Regions from separate parts of the Homo sapiens genome. Here all the other regions are linked to region 2. Evidence: chromatin contacts called from ENCODE Hi-C or POLR2A ChIA-PET data. All regions are on one chromosome and are shown on one strand. The core of a region is the stretch at or near the end of the contact, and the rest is flanking DNA. Distances in the headings are between cores, read along the strand shown. Region 1 holds the start of POLG (DNA polymerase gamma, catalytic subunit). Region 2 overlaps IL16 (interleukin 16). Region 3 holds the start of MRPL46 (mitochondrial ribosomal protein L46). Region 4 holds the start of AEN (apoptosis enhancing nuclease).

Region 1 (4,588 bases), core at 2,089-4,588, 8.0 Mb before region 2:
GAGATCCTGGTTTCCATGAATTCAAATCCCAGCTCTACCAATGACCAGCTATAGGGCTTTAGGCAAGCTGCTTCGCCTCTCTGTGCCTTAGTTTCCTCATGGGTGAAAGGGGATAACGGTACCTCTATCCAAGGGTCGATGTGAGGATTCACTTAAGTGACATATGTGAGCCCTTAGAACAGCACCTGGCAGCTAGCAAGTGCCGGTTATTACCAAGCTCCAGGCAGGTCCTGGAATTGAGCTCAAAATAAGACACAAGGTCAGTCCCTATGGGCATTTACAGCAGTGGAAGGGGGAGATTTTTAAAAAATCATCATTAGTTACAACTGAGGTACATGCTTTGAAAGTACAGGGTGTTCTGGCCCAGCGCAGTGACTCAAGCCTGTAATCCCAGAACTCTGGGAGGCCAAGGCGGGTGGATCACTTGAGGCCAGGAGTTCCAGACCAGCCTGGCCAACATGGTGAAACCAGTCTCTACTAAAAATACAAAAATTAGATCCACATGGTGGCACACACCTGTAATCCCAGCTACTCCGGAGGCTGAGGCACGAGAATCGCTTGAACCTGGGAGGTGGAGGCTGCAGTGAGCTGAGATCACGCCTCTGCACTCCAGCCTGGGCACAGAGCAAGACTCTGTCTCAGAAGAAGAAGAAGAAAAAAAGTACGGAGTGTTTTGATGAGGACAGGGGTCCTAATGAACTTTGCCTCTTGCTCTGTGGGGGGAGAGGTCCAGGGAATTGTGGGAAAATGTAACTGTTTCTCAGGAACCACTATCAAGGACAGACTTTTCTAGAAGGACGTGGGGGAGTTCCTAGAAAAGGAGGCAGGGGAAGTGGAGGAGCTGGGTTCAGAAAGGCCTGGAAACAGGGTGTAGCCTGGCAGGAAGGGTGCAGGCCTCCAGGTACCCTCCCTCAGCAGGAATCAGTATCAACCGTTTTTGTCCTTGTTGAAGATTCTAATTCCAGGACCAGGGCACTAGGCTAGTCTCAAGTAGTCTATGGGAGGAGCAGGCATCTTGATGGACATCTCCTGAGACTGAATCTCAGGAGAGGCCAATCAGGCCCAGCAACAGCAGCCCCTGTGGACAGTTGGGCCAGGGGTTCTTAGCTTTTTTGTGTCATAGACACCTTCTTAGAATAGTGTGTTTCTTTCTTTCTTTTTTTTCTTTTTTTTGTTGTTGTTGTTGTTTTGGTGGGGAGTGGGGAGATGGAGTCTCACTCTGCTGCCCAGACTGGAGTGCCATGGTGCAATCTCGGCTCACTGCAGACTCTGCCCCCCGGGTTCAAGAGGTTCTCCTCCCTCAACCTCCCAAGTAGCTGGGATTACAGGCGTGCACCACCATGCCGGGCTAAGTTTTGTATTTTTTTGGTAGAGATGGGGTTTCGCCATGTTGGCCAGACTGGTCTTCAACTCCTGAGCTCAGGCAATCCATCCACCTCAGCCTCCCAAAGTGCTGGGATTACAGGCGTGAGCCACTGAACCTGGCCTAGAGTAGTGTTTCTGTTTTTAATTTTTTTCTGTGAAATATGTTTTATTAATTTTTATTTCAATAGGGGTACAGGCAGTTTTTGGTTATATGGAAGAATAGTGTTTTTAAGCACATAAAACATGAAGGATTACAAAGGACACCAAAGGTATTCAAATATTAGGACAAATAGGTAAACTTATTAACTAACAGGATCTAGTGGCAGTCTAGTAACCCCTGTTATTTTGAAGTACAGATAAGTGCAAACAAATTTTGAAAAATGTGCAGCACTTGTAATGCGTTATGAAAATATCTGTGGTTGCTGGAGGGGACAAAGTCACAGGCACTGTTAATACCACTGTGGCTGACAGCCTATGCTCATAATTGGAGGAAATGCCAAGTATCAGTAGGCGGTTAGAAGAAACAAGATGAAAATGTTTTCCCCATTCAGGGACTCCCTGATTTAAGCTGAGAGCCTCTCCTTCCAGTATTTTGTAAAAGTCAACAGTTATGTGAAAAAAAAAAAAAAAACAGATGAATTTCTGATTGATTGTATTTTTTTGGCAAAACAAAAAAATCACAAACATTAAAACATTGTGTATATTAAGTACATCTAGAAAAGTGTATGCAAAATATTTCATATTTAAATAGAAGGGACCAGGGCTCAATGCTGCTTGGCCCGGGGCTTCTCTCTACCTCTCCACGTGGCGGGAGCAGGTGAGGGTCGGCATCAGCCCGCAGGGCCGGCGGAGGATTGTTTCCCTGCACCCCACTCCTTAAAAACGCGAAAGTCAACTTCTGTAGTCCGTTCACGGTGTCCTGGGATCCACGCTGGACGGTGGCGGCCGACTTTCAGCTTGACCTGAATTTTATTCCTAATCAGCTGTGTGATCTCGGTTGGTCCCAAACGTCTCTGAGCCTCCCTTTCATCTGTGCAGCTGGGCCTCCAGACCCCAACCCCCAGGCGGTGCTTAATCACGTAGACCTTATTCTGCGTGCACTTTACCACAGTTCACCAACCACCGAGCGCTGAGAGCTGTTGAAGCACCTGGAGCAACACAAGACGGATGCGGAGACTGGAAACAGCTGGGGAAGGGGACAAGCTCCAGCCGCGCTGTGGGCCGGAGGCTAGCATCTGCGGGCAAATTCAGGTTCAACGGAAGGCAACATTTTTACCCCTCAGAATTGCTCTGGACGAGGAGGCAGCACCGGATGGGCGAGGGAGGGAGCCTCGCTTTGGCTGCGAGCCCCAACTCTTGCCAACCATCAATTGAGTATAAATTGAGATTTCTGTACAGGATGCCCCTCCCTCTCCACTTTCCTCCACCTGCGTCGGGGTGCGAGAGACCTGGTACATTTTAGAAATGTGCCTCCGCTGAGACACGTAGGCGGGCAATCTCGCAGGGACTTGCTGGGCGTGGTTACTTCCGCGGATCTTGGCGTTCCCACATCTTTGAAGTGCGGTGGGAATCGGCGGCGACTACGTTCACATTGTCCCAATACTTCGTTCCTGAGGGAGGAATAAACTAAAAGTTAATCATAACCTCCCTTCGACCGCGGCAGGACTCGAACCTGCAATCTTCTGATCCGAAGTCAGACGCCTTATCCATTAGGCCACGCGGCCCGTCGGTTGTTACCGTCTCTTGAGCAACTTATAAAAACGTCACCTCCGCCCACCAGCTAGCTCGGGACCAATCCACCTGCTCCTTGAGAAGGGGAGGTTGGCCTTTGGTTCGCGCGTTCCGCAGGGAGAGCCCACCCAGAAGTCCCCCTTCTCCCCCCGCGGGCGGACCGCTCCATTGGCGGCCCTCCTATTGGTCGCGCTGGGAGTCTCCCGCTTGCCTCTCGGGTAGCCGCGGGACCTAGCTGGGTGCAGACGGGAAGTTGCGGCTGCCAGCGAAGCGGACCGGCCGGGTGGAGGCCACACGCTACCCCGAGGCTGCGTAGGCCGCGCGAAGGGGGACGCCGTGCCGTGGGCCTGGGGTCGGGGGAGCAGCAGACCGGGAAGCACCGTGAGGACCGAGGTTTCCGGCGGGGTCGGCGGCGGGGAGGCCGGGTCGCTGAGCGACGGCGCGGCCCCTCCCTCTCCAGTCAGGGAGCGAGGCCCGGAGCAGGGCGGCGGCTAGTCCCAGGGCGCACCGCGGCGCCTCTGCCGGGCGCAGGCGGGCGGCGGGGCGCACGGGGGTGGCCGCCGACTCCTCCTGCAGGACGCTCTCGGCCGGGTGGGCCGTGGTCCGGGTGTGGGTGTGGGTCCCGGGGGACGGCGGCCCACCCTGCGGGTTCGAATCCGGGCGCTGGCACCTCTCGACGCTAGGCCCGCGCCGGTCGCGGTAATGGCAGCCACCATTTGCCGAGCGCTTGCCAAGAGCAGGGCCGCACGACATAGGCGCCCTGTGTCCCCCAGACAGCAGCCCGGTGTGACAGGCAGAATCCGTAATCCCATTTTACAGAATAGGATATCAGGGCCTAAGGAGCTTTGCCCAAGGTCACACAGCTCGAGAGAGCCAGAAGCGGGGTTCAAAACCGCGTCGCCCTACTCCAGATACTGCTCTCTTACTCGCTGCCCTCGGCTTCCCCACGTGGGTTCACTGACGAAGTTGCGTGGACCCCGGTTCCCCCAGGAGGGGTATTGACGTTTCCCAAGTTTTGAGGCTTAACGGAAAATGCAACTGAAGCGCCTGGCACAGTGTTGGGGACGCAGTAAATGCTCAAGGAATGATGATTATGGATACACCTATTACATATATGGTAAAATAACGCTTTATATCATCTGTCTCCTTTAGGATTTGGGGTGGAAGGCAGGCATGGTCAAACCCATTTCACTGACAGGAGAGCAGAGACAGGACGTGTCTCTCTCCACGTCTTCCAGCCAGTAAAAGAAGCCAAGCTGGAGCCCAAAGCCAGGTGTTCTGACTCCCAGCGTGGGGGTCCCTGCACCAACCATGAGCCGCCTGCTCTGGAGGAAGGTGGCCGGCGCCACCGTCGGGCCAGGGCCGGTTCCAGCTCCGGGGCGCTGGGTCTCCAGCTCCGTCCCCGCGTCCGACCCCAGCGACGGGCAGCGGCGGCGGCAGCAGCAGCAGCAGCAGCAGCAGCAGCAGCAACAGCAGCCTCAGCAGCCGCAAG
Region 2 (4,569 bases), core at 816-3,315:
TTGATGTGGAAATTGCAGCTATGAGGCCTCCTTGTATGGAAAACGAGAACCTCCTTATCCTCTCATCCTAGCCTGGATCATTCTAGTGCCAAAAGCCTACGGAGGCCTGGGGCAGCACCTAGAGGGTGCAGGACCCATGAGCCTGAGCTCATTTGACTGCTGGCCCCAGCTCAGCCTGGCCACTTCCTCCCCACACCCCTTTGGGTCATGCTCAGAAAACATATGGGAAGTGAGACTTTCAGAATGACTTGACTGAAGCGTGGGGGACTTGTGAGCCCTGGGATCAGCCACCTCTCCATGCACAGTGGAAATAATGAAAGCTCCAGGTGAGAGCTCTTGTAACCCACATTGTTTACAATGGACAGCATCCCACAACAGACACATGCCAGGACAGCAGCACATGGAATGTGGAAACAGCACTGAACTTGAACTTGGAGACAGAAAACCCAGGTTCTGTAACCTTGATTGAGCCTTACCTTTCTCATTTATAAAATGACAAAAGAAGATGCAAGAAGTCAATCTACTGAAAGTGGTTCACAAGCTAAAAGGCTCTCTTCAAATGGAAGGTCTTACTGTGGTCAAGTGCTACAGTGTCCCACCATCACAGGACGCAACCTGGGTCTGATGTGAGCAGGCTACTCAAGCTACTTCCCCTCTGGCCCAACTAAGGTGGCCACACAGCCATAATAAGCCATTGGTTACTGCAGATGCTTACAAAGGAAACCTACCTTTAATGTTGCTTCATCCAGAACCTTCACCTCCTCGATGAGTTTTTTTAATTCTTCTGAGCTCAGCAGGGAGATAACGGACTGACCAGACTGAAGGGAACTGTGGTCCCCATCATCGTCTTCCTTGGCTTCCGTGAGACCCTCTGTATATTCTCTCAGCTCTGAAAGGCTTTCATAAGGAGAAACAACACACAGTATGAACAACAATATTAAAAAGAGGTAACAGTGATTGTATAATTACTATGTCCCAGGTGTGGTGCCAAGCACTTATGTGCATATTATTTGATGCAACAAATCTATGAGTAGATACTAGCATACCTTCACTCTACAGATATTTCCCAGCAGTGTAAGAATAATAAATAAAACTAATAAATGCAGAGCTACTTTGATCAGAGGGAAGACCAAGCCCCAGCCCTACAGCAGGGACCCTATGGCACGTCTGACATCCTCTTGGTTCTGCATAGAAGGTCTCATCCATCTCCTAATTTCAACTGACAAGGAATCTGAGGGTGAGCATGGAAAGAACCTGCTCATAGTCAGAATCAGTGCCTAAGCTGAGACTAGGACCCAGACATCCTAACTCCCTGACGAGGGAGTTGAACCCACGTGCAGAGTACAAGTGGATTCCATTTGGAGAGTAAGAATTCCTGATGGATAATTTCCTGGCCTCATTCTGGTCTTTCTGAGTAACCGCAGGACATTTCAGATGTGCATCAACCTTCCAAATCTCCACAGGCGTATGTCAGCCCTCATGAGCAATTCACCAGGGAGCCAGTCCCACCTCCTACCTCCCAGCCCTCCTGAAGCCAGATGTTGTGAAAACTCCTCCTTAATGTGAAAGGCAGAGGTGTAATACCTACAGACAGACACACACACACTCAGACATCTGCACACACATGGAAAGAAAGAGGCAGAACAATTCTTTAATCAATATATCTGGGAATTTTTTAAATTATATATAGGATTATTTTTAAAAATAAAGATGAGAAAGAAAAAGATGAGAAAGGTAAAGAGAAACACCGGGTGTAGAAACTCACTTGAGCGAGAACCCTGTGTCCAAGGCAGATGTTTCAGCAGAACCATTTGCAGCTGAGTCTTCGTTGGATGATGATGTTGGAGATGCCCCTTCCTTGGGGATGCAGGGAGTCTGGGCACAGGAGATAGAAGATGGAAGGCACAGCAAGGATTTCATGACAGCCGATGACACTTGGCTGCTGATAGAATAGAGTTTGCTGGTCTTTTCGTCAAGTAGCTTCGTCTCACAGGACTGGGACCTGGTCAGGGGGAAGCTCCGTGCTCGCTGGCTAGGCATCTTGAGCACTGGGCCTTGAGATTCCTCAGCCTGTGTTGACAGCAGCCTTAGGAGCGGGTCCGGGCCAGGGGGGAGAGTTTTCTGATTGGGCTGCCGCCCTGGGGGAGGGGACTCAGACACACCTGGGTCTCTGGCCTCGGAGGCTGCAGGGGACCCCGAGGACAGTACTTGCTCAGGCTGCTGGGGCACAAGAGTGGGTGCAGCCCCTCGCCCCAAGAGTCCAGAAAACCGTCCTTCCTCATGCTTCCCAAGAGGTTTTGCTGCCTCCCCAGAGGAGGGCTGGAGGCTCAGTCTCTGGGCTCCTTTGTCAGGCAGTTGAGAGGAGCCAAAGGTTTCAAAGGAGCTGATTCTCTGCCTGATGGAGGAGGAGGAGGAGGAGGCCCGGATGTGTGATCCTAGGTGCTCCCTGGAAGCAGGTGCTGGCTGGGTGGACAAGGCAGGATCAGGGAGCCCTCTTGGGTCTGAAGCACGATTCCTCAAACCTTTCAAGCTTTGGCGAAACCAGGCTGGCTTGGGAGCCACAGGAGGACCTTTCTTCACAGTGCTGCTGTCTGCTGACTTGTAAACTTTGGGAGTGCCATTGGCGGTGTCCAGCTTTGGTGGGGTCCCATCTGGGTGGCCCTGTGTCCCTTCTTCTTCATTCAGGCTGGCATTGGGCTGTAGAGGCATGTGGCCATGGTTCTCACTCATGATGGGGCTAAATAAGTTTTTGATGCAGTCAGAAATCCTAACCCAAGGGTCTTCGGCTGTGGTATCAAAGCTATAGTCCATCCGAGCCTGCCTCTTAAGCAGTGGGTGTTTTATCGGGGATGTTTGGGTCACTACAGTGCAGAAACAAGGCCAAAGCTGTGCATTACATCATACAGTGACTTTTCTTCCTAAATTCTAGTTTCCAAGCTGAACAGCAAGAAGGATTCAAGAGGAGGAGATTAGCAGAAGTGGGGGACACCCAGGTGGGTGAACTCCAGGTGCTATTACCTGACTGAGCTGCCAACAGGCAGGAGTGAAGGACCAGAAGTAGGAGTTAATCTCACAGTATCCTAGTGTTTTAGGCCTGGAAGGGTGCTCAGAGAATATCTGGGCCGACCTCTGGCATATTACATTTCAAGAAGGGTAAGGGGCCATCTGATGGCAGTGCTCAGGCAAGACCCTGTGTCTCCTGACTCTTGAAGTTCATGTCCTTTCTACTGCACTAAGGAGCCTCCAAGATACCATGTTAAATGTGTAAAAGCCAAAGCAGTTCTCCTGCCGTTTAAACTTTTAAGACAAAGGTCATGAGTTGGCAGCTGTTTGTGCTTTGACCTACCCGTGTCATTAAAAACAAGGTGCCTGTGCACAGCTTCTGATGGGGCCACTTCGGCTTCCCACAGCTCTTCACGCTCCCTCTCACCCAGCCAGCATTTCCCATGTATGTACCTGCCTGGCCCTGAAGCCGTGTGTTTGCTGCTCTGCCTATACACAGGTCATTGATCAGCTTGCTCTCGGCAAAGGAGTGTTTTCCCTCCCTCAAAAGCTGATGAAAAGGTTCCAGGTAGAAAGGAATCTGTGAAGTAGGATTCTCCACCTTGGCTACATACTGGAATCTGGAGGGCCCTGAAAAATACTGACGCCCACCCCTAGGTACTGACTGAAGATACCTGGGATGCAGCCTGGGTGTTGGGAATGTGATGAGCAGGGGATTGCAATGTGCAACCTGCTCTGTGCCAGCCAGGACCTCAGGCATGCCCTGGAGCACATAGGAGTCTTTCTCAGAAGCCAGCATTGAACCAGCATCATATCTGCATGGGTAAGGGAGAGGGTGTCCTGGCTCTCTTTCCCAGGGGCAGAGGGAGGCTGGCCTGTGTGCCTTGGGGGATGCTTGCTACTGGAACGCAACCCAGTTGAAGGAACTCTGATCCCTCCTGTCCCTTGTCTCAATGCCAGGTTTCAAAAGAAGTGAATCATGGAGCATTACACCTTGATGATATCAAAGAGAAATTCTGCACAATCTAAGAGACTGGCCTTGGGCAAGTGAGCCCAGGCCTCCAGCCTGTTTCTGCATTTTTGAATGGCTTGGCTGTAAGGTGCTGTTGTGAGAATCAGGAGGCAGAGGTTCCACAGGCAAGCCCTTTGCAGATTGGAGTGACAACCTCCTGTCAGTTAAACACTGAGGCGTTTGCTTTTGCTAGAATGTTCCTCAATTAGGGTGACTAAGGGAGAGGAGCCTCCACCCACAGGGCCTCTGCTCTGGGTGAGATGTGCTAGATCTTTCCAAAATGTCCCTTAGCCCTCCAAAAGTCTTTCATGAGCTTTTCTGTAGTGTTACTCAAACAGTCATATGTTTTATAGTCTATATGTTTATTTCCTGCCACTACTAGTTGCTCCTTGGAGGCAGGACCTGACTACCTGGTCTCATCCCTTTCTCTCTCTCCCCCCAGCATCTAGCACAGGGCCTCACGAAGCCAGCATTCAATGTGTGCTTGCTGAATGCATCATATGCTTGGGGTCTACGTGCTCTTCCACACATTGCTGATGAGTGAATCTGGGCTC
Region 3 (4,692 bases), core at 562-3,061, 7.2 Mb before region 2:
CACCTGAACACACCATGTTTTTTCATACCACATGCCTTTACACAGATGGTTACCTTTGTCTCCAATGACCCACTTCAACTTGTCCAGATGAACTCCCATTCACTTCTGAGCTCCATGTTCTTTTCTCCATGGTCTTGCCTGATTTCCTCAGGAATGAGACACTTATTCTTTTTTTTTTTTTTTTTCTTTGAGACAGAGTCTCAATCTGTCACCCAGGCTGGAGTACAGTGGCGTGATCTTGGCTCACTGCAACCTCCGCTCCCTGGGTTCATGCGATTCTTCTACTTCAGCCTCCTGAGTGGCTGGGATTACAGGTGCCAGACATCACGCCTGGCTAGTTTTTGTGCTTTTAGTGGAGACGGGGTTTCGCCATGTTGGCCAGGCTGGTCTCGATCTCCTGACCTCAAGTAATTCGCCCACCTTGGCCGCCTAAAGTGCTGGGATTAAAGGCATGAGCTACTGCACCCGGCCAGGAGTTAGACACTTATGATTTCATACTTCCAACCAATGCTTACCTCCATTATATTATTGAGCAGATTATGGTTAAAATGTTTGCATGTTTGTCTTCCCTCAAAGACTGTGAACTACTTGTGGGGAGGAATGATCTTTTGTATCTGTATTCACGGCACCTAGCATGGTGTCTCACTCATAGTAGATTCTTGGTAAATGTTTGTTAAATGGATGTGAAGTTAAGTGGATGTGTATACAGCATACAGAGGTGGTGGCACTGGTGGGAAGCAAGATGCCAGTTCCTAGGGCTGAGCACAAAACCCACCCTGGACCATCCGTAAGACGTGCAGGAACATCTGTTCCATCGCTAGCGCCCTCTACCTCCCCATTTTGTTTTGGAGGCAGGGAAGGTTATTGGTCTGAAAAGATCTCCATCTCAGAAGAAAAGAACGCTGATACATGTTATGGATATCTCACATTCACTCATTGATTTAACGAATGTTCACTGAACATTTACTCTGTACCACGGCTCATCTGATTCTCACAACCTCTCTCAGCATTATCCGCATTTTTAGATGAGAAGGCTGAGGCTCAGATTTATTTGCATAAGGTCCCACGGATAGCAAGTGACATAGCTGAAAATTCACTGGTTCTGACTCTGGAGGGTGTCGGGCAAGAGTCAGGGGTTGCGGGTCTCCAGAGGGCTGGTCCAAGTGGGGCTCACCTGAACTTGGTGTGGCTGGGAGCCGCGTTCTGTTCAACTTTCTGCTTGGCCGCAGCGTCTTGGAGCTGTCGAGCGCCTGTGCAGATGGTCCCGGCCGGCGTTCTGGCCACGACCCTGCTGGGAAGAAAAGCTCGGTGAGGGCCACGGCCTAACGGTCACTGGGGCCCGGGTGGCTCAAGGGACACGAGTAGGAGCATAGTCCTGGAGGTGGCGGTGGGCTCGAGGGGGCAGTCATTTGTTACCCGGCTGTCTGGGGCCAAGTCCAGGACCGCAGGAACCGCGACCCCGCGTTTCTCACAGCCTGCATGACTTGAATTGACCCCAGTCAGTTTCCGTCTGCAGCGACAGTCACAGCTGCGCCGGCGCCGGTACCATGAGTGCCTGTCGGGGAGGGGACAGAAGGGAAAGTCATCTACTCTTCATTAGGTCCACTGAATATTTTTATTTCCATTTAAATGCTCAATAAGACTTTCACTGTAGTTCACCAGGGGATTCTTTCCCTTTTTTAATGTTCTGAGATGGTGGGTCACCCCCTCCATATGCGAATGGTTCGTTCTAGCAGTTCCGGGACTGAGCTTTCCCCTAGTTTGCCGCTCCCGCGGCTGAGGGATCCCTGGGAGCCGCGGTGCATTGTGGGAGAACGAAAGATGGCGGCGCCCGTAAGGCGGACGCTGTTAGGGGTGGCGGGGGGTTGGCGGCGGTTCGAGAGGCTCTGGGCCGGCAGTCTAAGCTCTCGCAGCCTGGCTCTTGCAGCCGCACCCTCAAGCAACGGATCCCCATGGCGCTTGTTGGGCGCGTTGTGCCTGCAGCGGCCACCTGTAGTCTCCAAGCCGTTGACCCCATTGCAGGAAGAGATGGCGTCTCTACTGCAGCAGGTGGGACTGAGATGCAGGGTTCAGAGTGACGTTTATTCTGCGTGACTTTGAGCGAGTAATTTCACCTCTCTGAACTTAAGTATACGGTACTTATCCGCAGAATGGTACCTACCTTACTGACTTGGTTTGGTACATAGATGTTCAACAAAAAGTGGTTTCTTTTCATTGGCCGTGTTTATTGTCACCTTAGACAACTCTTTGGAGATACTCTACTTCTTGTTCATGCAACACAATAGGGATCCTGTGGTGAACAAGAATCGGTCCGTGTCACTAGGAGCTTACAAGTCTGGAGGGAGAAAGTCTTTGTGATGTGATGAATGTTAAGAAGGAAATACAAGAGGCGGTGGGCACATCTGTCAGATGCCTATGATAAGCCTACTCTGTTTTATCTCATGGGGCTATCTGTGTGAGGGGCAAGTGAGGAAGCATGGGCAAAAACAGTGTAGTGGCTGTGAAGGTGTGAGGTCGCTACAGAAAGTGTTTGAAGGGTGATATGTTTCCTCAGAATCCGAGATGTTTTTGTCTTGGTCTGTTGAGAACTATAAACTTCTCTTCTGTGCTTTTTGCTTGATTTATTCATTTACTCGCTCGCTTGACAAATATTTGTTACTCAACCTACAGATGTTCATTGTGCCCATACTATGCATCAGAGAGTATGTTAAGTGATAGAGATGCTGTAATGAATAAGGCAGAAGTAGCTCTGGTTCTCAGAGTACTTCAGTCTAGTTGAGTGAGGGGATCAGTCAGTAACCAAATAATCATACAACTAAATGCAGACCCTGATAAGTGTTGTTAAGGAAAACACAAGGCACTATAAGAGTGTTTAACAAATACATCACATTTTGATTTTATGGTGAGTGTCAAGGAATGCCTCAGACTTTCTGAATACAGGTTTTTCTCTTTATGAGAAATGTCTCTCTGAGACAGTCATATTTAAATTGAAATCAGAAAGATGAGTAGGACTCTCCCAGAAGAAAGAATGTGAGGAAAAACATTCTAGGAAGAAGGAACAACCTCTTGAAAGTCCCTGAACAGGAAAGTCCTTGGTGAGTGAGATTCTGATCAAAGACTGACATGACTGGATTGTGGTGAGTCAGCAGGCATTGCCCAACCCAGCTCTCTGTTTTTGTAGCACTCTTGACCCCCAGTGACATTGTAACATTTTTGGCAAATGTAACTCAAGCCCAAAGTTCAGAGGACCTTTTTTTCCCTCCATTTCCTTTCTGCATGGTGTTTTGACTGTGTATCTGGTTATGTTGGGTGATAAACTTCTGAGCTTGCCAAGTGTGCCATGTCTCTGTTTTATTCTTCCTGTTTTTTTTTTCCTTTTAATTTTGCCAGATTAAGGTAGTTTTTTGCCCTTTGAATTTTCCCAGATTGAGATAGAGAGAAGCCTGTATTCAGACCACGAGCTTCGTGCTCTGGATGAAAACCAGCGACTGGCAAAGAAGAAAGCTGACCTTCATGATGAAGAAGATGAACAGGATATATTGCTGGCGCAAGATTTGGAAGATATGTGGGAGCAGAAATTTCTACAGTTCAAACTTGGAGCTCGCATAACAGGTTGTGATCCTTTTAGGCCAGCCAGAAGGAAGGGAAAAGGGGTATTTGGATTCCCAAATAAAAGACAGTTGCTTGGCCCCTGCTTTGTGTTTTAAGTAACAAATAATTTCATATTCTTTTCTTTGTTGCTCACATCTACCATAATACGACTTAAAAAGTCTGTCTTATTTTCGGGTGAGAGGTAAGGGTATTGGAATAGCCTTTTCTCTCAGTTAAACTTTGTGAATGTTATCTGTGTTTAACTCCAAGTTTGAGACTGAGAGTGGGGCAAATGAAGCCTTTTTCCACTAATTCCTGTGTTTTATGTGAAATCCCTCTTAAAGCGGGAGATTGAGTTCTGTTTTCCTTGTTTCACAGATGAAGACTGAAGAACAGAGAAAGTAGGGGCTAGTTAAGTCAGTAATAGTATCAAAACCAATGAAGTAGTTGTGTTTGAATTAGTATGATCATTGTTTCTTTTTTGAAGACTCAAAATATGGTTTGCTGTTCAAAGAAGCTTACCTCTTGATTTCTTACCTTTTAGTTTCCTCAAGATTGTGAGACTCTTCCCTGGAAGAGGTCAGAGTTAGAGAGATGGGTCGAGGTGTAATTTGGTTCTAAGCTCTTTGAGGGCAAGGATTGTGGATCTTAAAGGAAGATTGTAAAACTCCAGGTTTCTTGGTTCTGGCAGATCACAGTCTTCTTACCTCCTCTGACCCCCTTTGCTGTAGAAGCTGATGAAAAGAATGACCGAACATCCCTGAACAGGAAGCTAGACAGGAACCTTGTCCTGTTAGTCAGAGAGAAGTTTGGAGACCAGGATGTTTGGATACTGCCCCAGGCAGAGTGGCAGCCTGGGGAGACCCTTCGAGGAACAGCTGAACGAACCCTGGCCACACTCTCAGGTGGGTTTTCTGCCTTCCTCTAAATTCCACAAAATTCACTTCAGACTCAGCCAGAGGATTTTTAGGCTGACTGGGGAATTGGATTAAGGGTGGGGGTGGGAAGGTTAATGGAAATTTTGAAGTTTATAAAAATTTCAGCCAGAAAAACCCAGGTAAGGATTTTTTTTATTTTTTTTTTATTTTTATTTTTAGACCA
Region 4 (4,402 bases), core at 1,278-3,777, 7.3 Mb before region 2:
ACTGCTCCTCGCTCCTCTCTCCTTTGCACCATTTCATCTTCTGTTTCCTACTCTGGTGGCCCTTCCACAAGCCACCCCTACCGCAATCTGGTGTCCCCTGAATTGGTCTCTACTGGCCAAGTGAGTGGGGGAGCCCCAGAGGCACCTATGGAGGTCACTGAAATATCCCACAGTAGCCCTGACTCAGGACACTAAGTCTAGCTGGGGAGCAAAGAAATTCATCCCTCTGTGCTGAGCTCTTATAGCACAATTTGAGAATTATTACACCCTTCAAAGTCCATTGGTACACACAGTCTACCTCAGAGCTGTAAGAAGGCAGGTTAGAGCCTTGATTGTACCTTCCCCAACAGCCAGCCTAGAAGCTAGCATGTGGCAGGTCCTCTTCAGAAGGGTGTAGAAAGAGGTCTGGAGAAGATGAAAACCTGAGCAGTAGCAGCAGAGATTAAGAGAAATGGGAAGGGGATGGGAGGTGAGGTGAAATGCCAGGTTTGATGATGCCAGCATTTGCATAAAGAATCCCCACACTCTAGGGCAGGGCACCGCATCCTGACTTGACTCATCCAGACCTGACCCATCCTGACTCATCCACCCTGCTTGCTCATCCCATCCTTTCCAGGAGAAAAGGTCTCTCTTTTAAAAAGGTCTTAACTGTAACCAACTTCCTCATATTGACAGTCACATCTTAGAACTGACAAATTCAGAACCTTAATCTGCCTCAGCCCAGCAATGGGAGAAAAAAGCCTAAGAAGCCCAATGCCCACCCTGCTAATAACTAATTTGGGAAAGGGGGCTGGCGGATAGTCCCCTCCTTTCTCTGTGAGGGGCTGAGGCTAGGAGTAGGGTGGGTGGCTTTCCTGATCCTACTGGCAAGGTTTTAAAGAAGCCAGAAATTAAGTTATCTGAGAAAAGGTCTCTGTAGCCTCCTATTTCAAGAGAGGAAAGTAGTCCTTTTCCAAACACCCTGACCTTGCTTAAGAGAAGAGAGAAAGAGACCTCCCCCTCATATTGTTCTGTATTATTTTATACTCAGTACCTGTTTTAAGAAGAAACAAGGAAGCAAAACCAAAGGCAGGCAGCCCGGCGCCACGCACCAGACCCAAAACCAGACCCAAAACCAGGCCTGGGCCTGCCTGACCTTAGCCTGATAGTTAAAATTAAACCCATGACCTAGCAACCGATGTTATCCATAGATTTCAGACATTGTATAGAAGGACACTGTGAAATCTCTTGTTCTGTTCTGTTCTGTTTCACTCTGACTACCGGTGCATGCAGTCCCTGTCACATACCCCCTAGATTGCTCAATCAATCATGGCCCTTTCTTGTAAAATCTTTAGTGTTGTGAGTCCTTAAAAGGGACAGAAACTGTGCACTCAACAAGCTCGGATTTTGAGATGCTAGTCTGCCGATGCTTCCAGCTGATTAAAAGCCAATTCCTTCACTACCTCTGTGGGGTTTTGTCCGCGGCTCCTCCTGCTACATGCTGACACGTCAAAACCAACAGTCATCAAGGACACACCTCTTTGGGGACCCAAATGTAGCTCAGTGAAGCTGGAGAGAAGTTCCGCTCAGATAAAACAACCCTTTCAACAAGGACAAACACAAGCCTTTCTCTAGCCTGGACCCAGCGCTCTGGGGGTCAGACACCCGGCCTTCAGGCAGGGAGGGGGTCTGGCCTAAAGAAAGGGTCCCAGCTGCAGAGTCAATGGAGCAAAGGCCCCAAAGGAACCAAGAAGTCAGAATCCTCGGTGGCATGAGAGCCACCAACCTGCTGGCTGATCAAGAGGGCAGAGGGCAGTTCTAGACCCTCCTCTGGCACTAAGTAGCTAGATGATCTGGGGCAAGTCACGTCTCTTCACCATCAACCGAGGGCTGTGAATTAGATAAGGGCTTCCCAAATGTAGTTAATTACCATATGACATCTGATGAAAGGCTGATTTTCAGGCCCACTCCCACACCGTCCTAATTGCTATTTTGGGGAAAGGGGCCTGAGAATCTAGATTTTTAAAAAGAGCGCGGACGACCCCTACCCTCAAGCCACAATTCTGATAATCGCCCAAACCTGAAAAAACCTGGCTCGATAAGGTCCCCTGTGCTGCTAAAAAGTCCACGGAACAACGACAACAACTAAAGTCTGCTATCCTGGCACGACCTCCCCGCCGGCTGGCGTTCTCCCAGGCGTGACGCGTGGGAGGCCTGATCTCACCGGGAAGGACTCGGGCGTTGGTCACTTGCTGGCCGCGGCAGCTGGGCCGAGTCCCAACGACCAGCGCCGCCCCCTCTGGCCCTGGACCCCCGAGCAGAGCGAGGGCTGGAGACAGGCGGCGCCCGGCCTGCTTTTCTGCGGGCCGGTAGGGCAGGGTCAGCCCAGTTCAGGCGTCCCCGCCGCAGGCCGGGGCGGAAACAACGCGCGGGGACCTGCGACCCGGGACACGCGGCCTCAGCCCGCCCGACCCCGCCGCCCCGGTGCAGGGTCCTGGATCTCACCTGAAGCCCCGCGTGTCTCTTCCGGTCTGCACGTGGCGTCCGGAAAGCCGGCAGCTCCCACATGCCCGGGCAAGCCCGGCTCCGACTGCCCGCCTATTGGCTCGCTGGACGGCAGCGCCCGCCCAAGACCTCTTCTGATTGGTCGAGCCTGCCTGGCAGCGGGGAGGCGGGCGAGAGCAGAAGGGGAGGGACTCCTGAAGAGGGCGTAACTCGTGCTGCGAGCCGGCCATACTGGCGGGAAATTTTAAAGAGAAGGGAAGGGAGACTGACCTCCTGTCGTCCCTGCCCGGTCCCATCAGTGTTCCCCGGCTCCAATCCACTCCTCTACCTGGGTCGGGATGTGGGCTCCTGTAAGCCTGGTACCACCAAAGGCCGAATGACTTACTGAGTACACCCACATCTGCAGATTGGGAACATCGGCCCTTACCTCCTCGGGTGTTCTGGGATTCAAGGAAATAATATACACAGTAGGCACTAAAGAGAGACTTTGAAAGTCAGGTTTCCTCCGTCAGCGCTGCTTTTTCATTTATTCTTTTGCAACACTTGACTCCTAAGTATTAAGTTCCTACGTGGGCTTGGCAGTGGGATGCACACAATAAACACATAAGCATCCTGAGTTGTTTATCTAACAGCAGGGAAACAGCAAGGTTAACAGAAAATTCAGTGCAACATGAGGCCGGGGCGCGGTGGCTCACGACTGTAATCCCAGCACTTTGGGAGGCCGAGGCAGGTGATCACCTGAAGTCAGGAGTTTGAGACCAGCCTGACCAACATGAAACCCCATCTCTCCAAAAATACAAAAATTAGCCGGGCGTTGACGGGAGCCTGTAATCCCAGCTACTCGGGAGGCTGAGGCAGGAGAATCGCTTGAGCCCAGAAGGCGGAGGTTGCAGTGAGCCGAGATCGCGCCATTGCACTCCATCCAGCCTGGGCACCAAGAGCAAAACTCCGTCTCAAAAAAAAAGAAAGAAAGAAAGAAAGAAAATTCAGTGTAACATGAGTAATAACAAGAACAATAATAAACAGTTCACACGTATTATGTGAGCACGAATGATGTGCCAGGCAAAATACTCAGTTAATTTGTACAATGACCTTACTATTATTTCAGTTTTACAGTTAAGGAAATTGACACTTAAATTAAGGAGAAACACCTAGAATCCAAAGATCCTTACCTAAGCAGTCTGACTTCTCTTAGTTCACATTTTGCAAGCAGAAGTGATTTGGAAACGTACCTGTGATGAGAAATAAGCTAGGAGCTCTTTCTGATGGGAGTACAAATTTGAGGGAAGCAGGACAAGGGATGAGGTCACAAGAGAGATCAATCCTTTTACCCAGGCCCCTGAAGGCTTTGGGGAGGCAGAGGGATTTAAGCCATAGATAGTTTACCAGTGAATCTGCATTTGAAAAAACTTGTTCTGGCTGCAGCATAGAGAGGAATGGATGAGGACTGGAGAAAGGAGTGGGGGAGTGTTTGTGGAAATTTGGAAGATCATGATGTCCAGAGTGGTGTGGAGGATAAAGAGCTCCCCACCTAAGTAGCATTTGAAATGACAGATTCAAATGCTACTTAGGAGGCAGCGTTGATCAGAGAGCAGAGGGGAAGGGGTTATAGGACAGCGGTCTTCAGGCATGGGGACTGTGGGAGGTAAATCTGGGGCAAGGAGAGTTTTTTTTGTTTTGTTTGTTTTTGTTTTTGAGATGGAGTCTCACTCTGTCACCCAGGCTGGAATGCAGTGGCACAATCTCGGCTCACTGCAACATGTGCCTCCCGGGTTCAAGTAATTTTCCTGCCTCAGCCTCAGGAACAGCTGGGATTACAGGCACGTGCCACCATGCCCAGCTAATTTTTGTATTTTTAGTAGAGATGGGGTTTCACCATGTTGGTCAGGCTGGTCTCGAACTCCCGACCTCGTGATCC

The links. Hi-C counts contacts between places; a loop is a spot of excess contacts on that map. ChIA-PET counts read pairs that join two places held with the same protein, here RNA polymerase II (POLR2A). Pooled maps may share reads with other maps.
Region 1: a pooled map shows a loop between it and region 2 (4-fold over the local background). The contact joins the promoter of POLG here to the enhancer-like site in region 2. A Hi-C loop is called at or near these places in 1 of 168 maps with a recorded cell type or tissue (CD8-positive, alpha-beta T cell) and 4 of 50 pooled maps.
Region 3: a map with no recorded cell type shows a loop between it and region 2 (6-fold over the local background). The contact joins the promoter of MRPL46 here to the enhancer-like site in region 2. A Hi-C loop is called at or near these places in 2 of 37 single-sample maps with no recorded cell type and 3 of 50 pooled maps.
Region 4: a map of naive thymus-derived CD4-positive, alpha-beta T cell shows a loop between it and region 2 (10-fold over the local background). The contact joins the promoter of AEN here to the enhancer-like site in region 2. A Hi-C loop is called at or near these places in 5 of 168 maps with a recorded cell type or tissue (B cell, CD8-positive, alpha-beta T cell, OCI-LY7 and 1 more), 5 of 37 single-sample maps with no recorded cell type and 13 of 50 pooled maps. POLR2A ChIA-PET finds 5 or more read pairs at or near these places in 1 of 52 experiments (activated CD4-positive, alpha-beta T cell).

The regions. Positions count from the first base shown.
Region 1 is chr15:89,333,574-89,338,161 of GRCh38, reverse strand. POLG (DNA polymerase gamma, catalytic subunit) reads left to right here and starts at 3,338. Exons shown (of 23, transcript NM_002693.3): 1 at 3,338-3,489; 2 at 4,249-4,588. The coding sequence starts at 4,408. It overlaps POLGARF (POLG alternative reading frame), which reads left to right and starts at 4,353. Exons shown (of 2, transcript NM_001430120.1): 1 at 4,353-4,588. The coding sequence starts at 4,353. It overlaps POLG-DT (POLG divergent transcript), which reads right to left and starts at 3,675. Exons shown (of 2, transcript NR_186332.1): 1 at 3,308-3,675; 2 at 2,001-2,975. TRR-TCG1-1 (tRNA-Arg (anticodon TCG) 1-1) reads right to left here and starts at 3,089; the gene lies at 3,017-3,089. RefSeq lists silencers at 1,153-1,322, 3,280-3,879 and enhancers at 2,130-2,179, 2,520-2,589, 2,600-2,699, 3,569-4,070.
Region 2 is chr15:81,297,672-81,302,240 of GRCh38, reverse strand. It overlaps IL16 (interleukin 16), which reads right to left. Exons shown (of 19, transcript NM_172217.5): 14 at 1,766-2,861; 15 at 729-897. Among named protein-coding and RNA genes, the nearest start is that of STARD5, 24 kb to the left of the region's middle. RefSeq lists enhancers at 346-435, 3,501-3,550, 3,724-3,773, 4,479-4,569. Within about 2 kb of position 2,065, at least 7 of the 41 ENCODE cell types and tissues checked have a DNase peak (open chromatin) inside an H3K27ac peak, as active enhancers do; they include B cell, CD8-positive, alpha-beta T cell and OCI-LY7, where a contact is called at or near this core.
Region 3 is chr15:88,464,507-88,469,198 of GRCh38, reverse strand. It overlaps MRPL46 (mitochondrial ribosomal protein L46), which reads left to right and starts at 1,811. Exons shown (of 4, transcript NM_022163.4): 1 at 1,811-2,049; 2 at 3,426-3,612; 3 at 4,323-4,496. The coding sequence starts at 1,822. It overlaps MRPS11 (mitochondrial ribosomal protein S11), which reads right to left and starts at 1,491. Exons shown (of 6, transcript NM_022839.5): 1 at 1,417-1,491; 2 at 1,175-1,291. The coding sequence starts at 1,481. RefSeq lists enhancers at 1,641-1,810, 2,277-3,476.
Region 4 is chr15:88,619,465-88,623,866 of GRCh38, reverse strand. AEN (apoptosis enhancing nuclease) reads right to left here and starts at 2,527. Exons shown (of 4, transcript NM_022767.4): 1 at 2,485-2,527. RefSeq lists enhancers at 1-996, 2,483-2,642, 1,972-2,645, 2,646-3,319 and a silencer at 2,273-2,462.